Linked DNA regions of Homo sapiens: region 1 is linked to region 2. Evidence: chromatin loops called from intact Hi-C (ENCODE). Cell type or tissue: IMR-90. All regions are shown on one strand. Region 1 overlaps GXYLT1 (glucoside xylosyltransferase 1). Region 2 overlaps CNTN1 (contactin 1).

What was found. Peaks named below come from ENCODE experiments on the same cell type or tissue, not always from the same donor. Only the 100,000 strongest peaks of a DNase experiment are listed, where the experiment ranks them.
Region 1: a loop joins it to region 2, with 8 times the contacts of the local background. A loop is called at or near these places in 9 of 110 quality-filtered maps.

The regions. Positions count from the first base shown.
Region 1 is chr12:42,116,905-42,121,904 of GRCh38, forward strand. GXYLT1 (glucoside xylosyltransferase 1) reads right to left here. Exons shown (of 8, transcript NM_173601.2): 3 at 2,096-2,267. Among named protein-coding and RNA genes, the nearest start is that of GXYLT1, 25 kb to the right of the region's middle. In IMR-90, no CTCF peak of the experiment used is centred here; DNase peaks (open chromatin) are centred at 1,447 and 2,357; H3K27ac peaks cover 442 bases.
Region 2 is chr12:40,944,398-40,949,397 of GRCh38, forward strand. The region is part of intron 14 of CNTN1 (contactin 1); the gene reads left to right. Among named protein-coding and RNA genes, the nearest start is that of PDZRN4, 240 kb to the right of the region's middle. In IMR-90, a CTCF peak has its summit at 2,417; no DNase peak of the experiment used is centred here.

The sequences.
Region 1 (5,000 bases), 1.2 Mb after region 2:
TAAGAAAATGTGGCATATATACACCATGGAATACTATGCAGCCATAAAAAATGATGAGTTCATGTCCTTTGTAGGGACATGGATGAAGCTGGAAACCATCATTCTCAGCAAACTATCACAAGGACAAAAAACCAAACACCACATGTTCTCACTCATAGGTGGGAATTGAACAATGAGAACACATGGACACAGGAAGGGGAACATCACACATCGGGGACTGTTGTGGGGTTGGGGGAGGGGGGAGGGATAGCATTAGGAGACATACCTAATGCTAAATGATGAGTTAATGGGTGTAGCATACCAGAATGGCACATGTATACATATGTAACAAACCTGCACATCATGCACATGTACCCTAAAACTTAAAGTATAATAATAATAAAATTTAAAAAAAAATCCAGGTAAAGAGATCAAGATCATAAAATTATCTAACAAAAATACAGATACTAAAAATATTTTTAAACAGTAAGAAGGTATACTTTCATATACCACTTATAACAGTAAGAAAACTTTTATACCTTTTAGTTTTCTGCCAAAAAGTATAAACGTTTTTGGCAGAAAACTGAAAGATCTGAGCTCATAATTAGTATTTTTGCACTTGACATGCAAAATGAACTGATTTAACCTGAAAAAAACATCAAATATATTTTTTACATAGACCAAGCATAAAAATCCAAATGAATTTAAAAGCTTAATTAAGTGGATAGATGTAAACAGACAATAGAGAGGGAGGAAAGAGAAAATATGAATGATCATTAGCATCACCTTTACCACCATCTCAGAACAAAAGGTAGTGAGATTTCAGGTGAGTTTTCTTTTTCTTATATGTTCTTCTGCCTCTATCTGTTCTCTTATTGTACAATAATATTTTGTTGTTGTTGTTGTTAAGGAACTTACAAGGCTGACCTGATTAAAGAGTATATATTCCACTGTAACAGCTAGGCATGGTCATATGACTAAATTCAGACCAATGGGATACTGGCAGAAATGTCACAATGACTTCTAGAAAGTACCCTTAAGGATACTGCCCTTCTTCACTCCCTCTCTGAATAGAATATGGGTGCAATGGTTGGAGTCTGAGTAGTCATCATGGACCATGAAGCAGAAGCCTCATGTTAAAGATGGCTCAGCCACAGTAAGACGAAGCCAGAGTATCTGAAGATAAAGAATTGCCATATAATCCAGACTACCTACTTTTATGGGAGAGAGAAATAAACTTCAATCCTGTTTAAGCCACTGTTATTTTGGGTTTTCTGCCACTGCTGCCAAATTGATTTTAACTAATACAAAACCAAAATAAATAACTTTCTTATCAGAACCAGAAGCCACTTCCCGCCATATTATTAATCAAGAATTCTCTCCTCTCAAAACAGGATTAAAACCTTTATATAAGCTCTGATTAAGGCACTCCCAAGGAAAGGATATAGACAAAATAAATCATAGGATTTCTCAGTCCTATGACTAAACATCCTGGAACTAGAGTCACTAAAATAAAACCTCCATTTTTGACAAAGAACTTACTTTTAAGTAGCCCACTGCTGTTCAAAAATGAACCTTCCTCTTTCACGTTAGATCTGGACTCAGATGGAAGTGGTTCAAGGAGCACTCCCCACTTACAAGGGCAGTGTTACAGAATAAATATTTTTGTGCAATTAAGAAATAAAACAACTGATATGGTTTGGCTCTGTGTTGCCACTCAAATCTCATCTCAAATTGTAATTCCCACGTGTCAAGGGAGGGACCTAGTGGGAGATGACTCGATCATGGGGGCCGTTTCCCCCTTACTGTTCTTGTGATAACCATCAGTTCTCATGAGGTCTCATGGTTTAAAAGTGTGGTCTTCTTTCTCTTTCTCTCTCTTCTGCTGCCATGTAAGACATGCCTTACTTCCCCCTTTGCCTTCTGCCATGATTCTAAGTTTCCTGAGGCCTCTCCAGCAATGCTGAACTGTGAGTCAATTAAACTTTTCTTTATAAATTACCAAGTCTCAGGTAGTTATTTCTAGCAATGTGAACAGACTATTACAACAACATTCTATTATAGTATATTATTAAATATTCAACTCTACAACCTTGACTATGTCTCAAATACTTACTCTGCCTTTAAAGCTATGATGTAGCTGATCTTCAGCAAAAATATGGAATTGAAGAGGTTTGATGCTGAAAATGATAGCTGACTTCAACATGGTCATAGTTTCTTCCAGTCTTTCACCACAGGCAACTACAGCTAGATGCATTTTCTCAACAGGCTGTATTTTCAGACTGTACCTAATAGGAAAGAAAACCACATTTTTCAACAGTTTTAGTATATGTTTACAATGTGTACTTTCATCATGCTCAAAAAGTGAAGCTCAAAGCCAGATGTTGTGACTCATGCCTGCAGTCCCAGCTACACGGGAAGCTAAGGCAGGAGGATCACTTGAAACCAAGAGTTCAATGCTGCAGTAAGCTATGACTGCATCACTATACTCCAGCCTGGGCAACAGAGCCAGACCCTGTGAAAGACAGAGAAGAAAGAAAGGACAGAAAGAGAAGAAAGAGAAAGGGAAAGGCAAAGGGAAAGGGAGGGAGGGAAGGAAAAAAAAAAGAAAGAAAGAAAAACTGAAGTTCAAAATTTTTATTTATAAAACAAACTAGGCCAAGTCTGTAATCCCAGAGCTTTGAGAGACCAAGGCAGCAGGGTCACTTCAGTCCAGGAGTTCAAGACCAGCCTAGGCAACATACCGAGATCCCATCCCTACAAAAAATACAAAAATTAGCCAGGAGTGGTGGCATGCACCTGTAGCCCCGGCTACTCAGGAGGCTGACATGGGAGGATATTTTGAGCCCAGAAGATAGAAGCTGCAGTGAGCTGTAATTGTGCCACTTTACTCCAGACAGAGCAAGATCCTGTCTCAAAAAAAAGAATGTATTTATTTAAAAAATAAGAAAAGGGCAAACATCAAATTACAAAACATTTTAAAAATGTTGAATCAATCACGTATTTCCACACTCTCAACCAGCTCTTCTCACCAATTTTCCTCCTTTCAAACTACAGAACACACAAAAAATGACAACTTTCTCAATTCTCCCAAGAATACATAACTAGCACCACTGTGGCTGCCAGTAAATAAATTAATTCATTACTCACATTAGATGCCTTAGGAAATCAGAGCTTAACTCTCTCAAGGAACCCATTGAGAAAGATAGATTTGAAGGTCTTTCATTCAATTTTTTAAAAACATTGTTATTAAAAAAAAACCCTTAAAAACATTCTTACTTCATATGAAACCTCTCCCCATACCACCTCTCACCAACCAACAGTTCACTGTAAAGCAAACCCAGTCATAATTTCATCCATAAATGTTTCAGTATTACATTCAATCTTAAACCATGCTGACTACAAGAAAAAATGTCCTTCACATTAATAACACACATTCATTCCCATTTACCAAATATCTAGGAAGATGTAAACACTTCTGAGATGGTCTAAAACATGCTAGTCAAACACTAGTATGTCTTTAGAATCTACTTCTAACACAGTGCAGCAGTGGATACCAACAGGCTTAAGTAACTTTTAATACCTCTTGCTTCTGCTGTGCCACTTCTTTCACGTCTGGTGTTAGCATTAGCTTCGGTCTTTTTACTTTTTTTTCCTTCTTTTTAGAGACAGGGTCTCACTCTATCACCCATGATGGAGTACAGTGGTGCATTCATAGCTCACTGCAGCCTCAACCTCCCAGGCTCAAGCCATCTTCCCATCTCAGCCTCCCAAGCAGCTGGGACCACAGATGTGCGACCACCATGTCCAACTAATCTTTTTTTTTATTTTTTGTAGAGATGGGGTCTCACTATGTTGCCCAGGCTAGTCTCGAACTCCTGGCCTCAAGGGATCCTCCCACCTCAGCCTCCCAAAGTGCTGGGATTACAGGCATGAGCCAGCGCACCTGGCCAGTTTGGGTCTTTTTAAAGCTCTCTATTATTTTCTGTTGGCTGTAATTAGAAAGAAGCAATGTCTCTTCCCTTGTTTGTACCCTCTGTCCTTTGCCCTCTTTTGTGCTGAGCCCATCAGTTCATAACACTGAAACTAATGATGGAGGGGAGACTTTCTACTCTTTCTACGTCTATAAAGAGGGGACATGAATCCAGTTCATCTCAAAAACAGTGGAAGCCACAATGACAAGTTAAAAACTAGGCAATCAAGACATGACAATTTTTAGAGAATTCTAAATTACCTCATCTTTCCAGTAACTGCCTCCAGATCCTACTTGTCATTACAGCATCATGATTTAAGAATCAATAACAGGCTCGGATTGCTTTACTGGCCCATAGCTAGATCTTGCCCCAAAGTCAAAGGCCAAGAGAAGATTTTAAAAGTAAGGCATAATAGTCATATGCTGTTTTGTAGAGCATCAGCTATATACACAGACAAGAAGTATATTAAACCTAAAGAAACATTAGCCTCAAGGCCGGGCATGGTGGCTAACACCTGTAATTCCAGTACTTTGGGAGGCCAAGTTGAGAGGACCGCTTGAGGCCCAGAGTTTGAGACCAACCTGGGTAACACAGCGAGACCCAGTATCCACACACACAAAAAAACTAGCTGGGTGTGGTGATGCACGCCTGTACTCCTAGCTACTTAAAGGCTGAGGTAGGAGGGTTGCTCGAGTCCAGGAGTCCGACGTTGCAGTGAGCTGTGAGCATGCCACACTGCACTCCAGCCTGGGTGCTGGGCGATGTCTTAAATAATAATATACCCAAATGTTTCTCAAGGAAAAAAAAAAAAATCCCTCTAAAAATCAGTCTCAGGAACTCCTCCCAGGTATTTCAGCAAGGATTGTTTTGGTCACACTGCCAGCACTCCTTTCACCAATTTCTACAGGAGTACTGTCAACTACATCACATTTCCTCTTCTGTTTGGGATCCTTTTTAGTGAAAGTATTATATACAGTACAGGCTCAACTCCTAAACTGACCACAAAAAACACGGTTAAAAGATGTCTCTGACAACCACCCTACCCCT
Region 2 (5,000 bases):
AATTGGGCTTTAGGTATGATTTCCCCCTTAATTTTAATACAATTGATGTGTATTACATCAGTATATATGTGCCCTTGGTTCTAGTGCCTTCCTTTTTACTTTAAATGAAGAGCATAGAACTTAATCTTTGTTATAATGATGATCTTAAAGCATTTATGTTATGCTTTAAGAGTAAGAAAGAGACAAAATTATATATGTTGGAGAATTTGGAGAATTAGTTTATGTGATTTGAAGAGGGTTAAATGGCTATATTTTAAGAATTGAAAGGTGTTACATTCTACAAGTCCTATAGTTAAACATAGTGATATAGAGAGTCAAGGTGTAGAAAGAAATAAAATAGAGGGAAAAGACTGAGAAGTAATGCAGGCAAAACAACTTGTGTAAGAACATTGTTGGTGTCTTGGTAGGCTGTCTAGGTTACAGTGTATTTAAAAAGTAAATTAATCACTGGCCCTATCAGCCTCTTCTTTAGAAAAGCAAACATTTGTAAGACTAAGGACATATTTAGAACATAGGCATAATTAGGAAAACTTTTATTTTAGAAGTCAGTTATTAATATAAAAAAGAAGCACAAATGAACTCAGTAGGACATTTAGGATTGTTTAAGTCCCATAAAATCTGAAGATTGATATGTACACATTATTATATTATGCTTTCATATTGTCCAGCTATGTTTTTAGCTTTAGAAGAGTTGTAATTTAACTGATCTAGCTACAACTGTACACCTCTAGTAAACATACCAATACTCTTTCAGTTTCTGAACCAAAATTATACTTTAAAGAATAACAATTGAGAATTGGCAGAGAACTGTAAATTTTGTATTTTGACATTATATACCATGTAATATATTTTCCTTATAGATCTGAAACTATTTTGCACATGCCCAAAATTAGTCAAATTGGCACCAAAATCTCCAATACTTTATTTAAAGTGTATTTTATTTTGCAAGAAAAGTAAATACAACTTGGGTTTTATTCATTTTAAAGGAAAAAAGTAAGCTAAACAGGGATCTTACTTTCTCAAAAAGTAGGCTTCTGAATTTGAAAGAATTATCTTTGGTGTTATAAATTGAATAATTTCAAAAGTAAAGTCTAGAAGTTCCACAACCATAGTTTATAAAGTAGTAACTAATAGCTGCAATGAAGTCTATGTAAATAAATTTGCAGACAAAAATTGCCCTAAACTGAAACTTCATATTTAGAGCTTATTTATATTCTTTAAAATACTAATTACATTGTGCTGGTACATGTAAATAATGACTGCAAAAAGAAAATGGAAAAAAAAAGGAATTTAAAGAGAAAGAAAAATAGATCCCAGTCCCCTTTAAAAAAAAAAACAGGAAAACAAAGAAATAACTGGAATACTAATTAGGAAACAAATAATAAATTAGACCATAAAAATGTAAAAGACCTTGTGGCCACTTAGTGCACACTCTCCCTTTTCAGATGATAGCTGCAGAGATTCACATAGTTACCCCTCCAGCTAATCCAGAGCAGAGTCCTGACCGCAGGCTCACCACCTCAGGTTTCAGTTCATTCCATCAAATAATGATCTGACAGTGGGAGCAAACCTACTCAACTGACTAGATAAGCATCTTAATTGAATCAGAATATCAAATGCACATGTTTAGCATGTCATAGATGGACAGATGCATTCAATTATCTCGATTTTTAAAAAGCCTGGATAAGAATCATTTTAAAATAAATAATTAAACTGAATTCTATCTTTCAAACCAACACAAGACTAATGAAGCTATCCCTGGCACCTTCCTTCTCTTTTAAGGCAAACTACAAAGTTAAACTTCACTGGTCAATATGCCATGCAAAATTTAAGTAAAAACGCTATAAATATTTGATCCACCTTTTGGAAGATAGTCCTAACAGCTATTAATTGCTTCTAGGATTGTTAATAGATCATTCTCAGAATTAGTGGCTCCTCCTATGAAAATCTTAGTGAATATATATATGTCTCTTAAATAATGATTTGGTATTTTATGTAGTTCTCCCAATATTTCAACAATTGAATAGCATTTGTTCATTAAGAATATGTACTAAGCACATGCCATAAGCAGACACAGTTGTAGGCACTAGGTTAAATAAAACACTGAAATAGACATGGACACCAGCCCAAAATAAACCAATGATACCCCAAGAGTTTAAGATTCAGATGTAAATGTTTTTTGGTAGCTATTACAGTTAACAAAACCAACATAATTAACATGTTCTAACAATTTTCATTGCTAAAAACTAATACAGGAAGTTCTGACTAATAATAAAAAGGAATAGGGAAATCAAATTTTAAACTTTTTATTTCAAGAACCTAAGTTTTTATTTTCCAATTTAGTTTCAATAATAAATTGAATTCAATAATTAAGTATGCACTGATTTTAGCTTGCTATTCTTGATTTTAACCACTAAGGGGCAACCTTGTATAAGGATTCAAATTTCACAGCCCGGTGTAATTTGGGACTTCTTTTCCTTCATGAAATTAAACAAATGCATTTGCTCCTACTTATGAATAAATTGTGAGATTATAGGTGATTTTTAAATGTCTTCTTTATATTTTTTCTAATTAAAGTTATGTAATTATTAGGAAAAATGTAACTGTACATTTTTAAAGATGTATATTTCTTTTAAGAGTTTAATGGGAACACCAAAAAAGCAAAAATAACACTGTCTTTGTATTTAGTAATCCTACTTTATGTAAAACTTTGGGATTAATTTATTTTTTAATGTAACTTTCAATTTTAAGGCAGTAATTGCACACCTAGTACTGATTATAGAAAAACACTAAGGAGTTAAACATCTAAAAATTTCCTGAGTATTATATTAATATGTAATAATTGTCAGATGTTCCACTGGAACTTGAACTCATGCATGGGGGATGTTAAAAATACAAGCTCGAAGCAGAAATTTAATAAATCTGAGGCTTTGATACAATAAGATATTAAAGCAGTTTATCTGCCATTCTTTTATTTTGTTGATGTTATATGGCAAATGATCATAAATGTTTCAAGTCCAATTATAAAGTGGCTCCTGTTTTGGCTTTCTAATTCAATAGCTACTTAATGCCTTGGAGTAAATACAAAAGGCAGAGCCATTTTATTTATTCATTTAATGTATAACTTTTCTTGTTCCAGAAAAGACTTAAGACAATCTATCAAAAATATGAATTTTAAATATCTCATTTTATTCCTCTTTCAAGGTGGCACCTAACCTGTAGAATTTTTCAGTAGCCCTCAATTTTTGACATTCACTTTGGGTCATTTTCTTTCAACTGTTTAACAACATTCCCTGCTTAGAGCCATTAAGTTAGTTAATTACATGAGTTCCTTAAAATTTCCAGTTTTGGAGATTGTCACTATTTCATATATATATATATATATACACACACACACACACACACACACACACACACACACACACACACACATATGTATTACTCTTATTACAAATACATGTTAAATTTGTAATACTGTGGGACATTATTGCCTGTCTTATATGAATTCATAAATATCACTTGAATTGTTCAGAGATTGTGTCACAAACCAACCTGGGCTTTAGGCTTCATTTTCTCACCTCTTATGTGGTGACTCTGATCCAGGGATTAAAATTCTCTAAGCCTCAGAATTTCCCTCTGTAAAACGTGATTAATCATTCACTTACTTCATTCAGGTTACTTCACTGGGTTTGAAAAACTAGTTACTTCATGAAAGAGTGCATATAGAGACTTGGCACAGCATCTGAGAGTATTGGGGACACGAATAAAGTATATAAGTGGTTATTAATACTTTTTATAAGAGAGCAATCATCCCCCATTGGAAATTCCAGAAGCTTTTGCTAGCTAGTTTTTCTTTCTTTCTTTTTTTTTTTTTTTTTTTTTTTGAGCCACAGATCTCATTTTTCACAATTTAATACTTGCACTGCTTGCTGTGCTGGATACTTAGACTGAGACCAAAAAAAAAAAAAAATCTGGGTATTTCATTGCTGAAGGCAGTGAAGAGGTAATAATAGCCAACATTTATTGTGGGCTTACTGTTTAGACAGAATTGGGTTAAATGTTTTTCACATATTTCTCAGTTGATCTTCACAGAAATCCTCTGTGGAGTGCATATTATTGTGATTTTCTCAGTTTTCAAAGTGAGGAAAGTGAGTATTAGAAAAGTTGAGTAACTGGTCCCATGTAATCATACAAGTCGCTAGAGGCTAACAGAAGATTTGATACCAGGTGGCCTGACTGCCAACCCTGTAATCTCCACCACTTTGATTCATCTTTTGGTTAATGTTCATGTCTGTGTCTATTTAAATAATTCTCCCATAAGTATTTGATGCTCTACAAGGCAATACTGTTCAATTCACATTTTATTCTCTAATCTGGTTTAATGAACCTTGTATGCTCACTCAGATTGCCCAAATTACTTCATTCTCCCTACACTGTTGGCCACCTTTGCAATACACTGTAAGTCATGTCTACACAGTTTCAAGTGGTCTAACTATGAAGTTCCTGGCAATTCCTAATGATCCCCTGTAGACAGGTATGCTAGGTGTGTGTTTGCAGGTATGTGGGTGTGCATTTTTTCTGAGTGCATAAGCAATACCATTCAAGAGAGAAGAAGACAGATTTCTCACCCAAACGTTATTTTCCTTTTTTAAAGAAAAATTTTATTAAACATATCAAAAAAGGTCTTTAGATTTTACAAATATGTATTTAAAACTAGATCATGCTGTGATCTTGTACAGAAATTTTGTTTCTGCAAGACAAGAAAAAGGAGAGGAAAAATGATAAAACAGAAGTCAATTTGTTTTTTTTTTTGTTTTTTTACAATTTAATCTTTTATTTTTATTTACATTTTATGTAGAATGCTTATAACTAGAAAGAAAGGTTTCTTTTTTTATATACTTTAAGTTTTAGGGTACATGTGCACATTGTGCAGGTCACATATGTATACATGTGCCATGCTGGTGCGCTGCACCCACTAACTCGTCATCTAGCATTAGGTA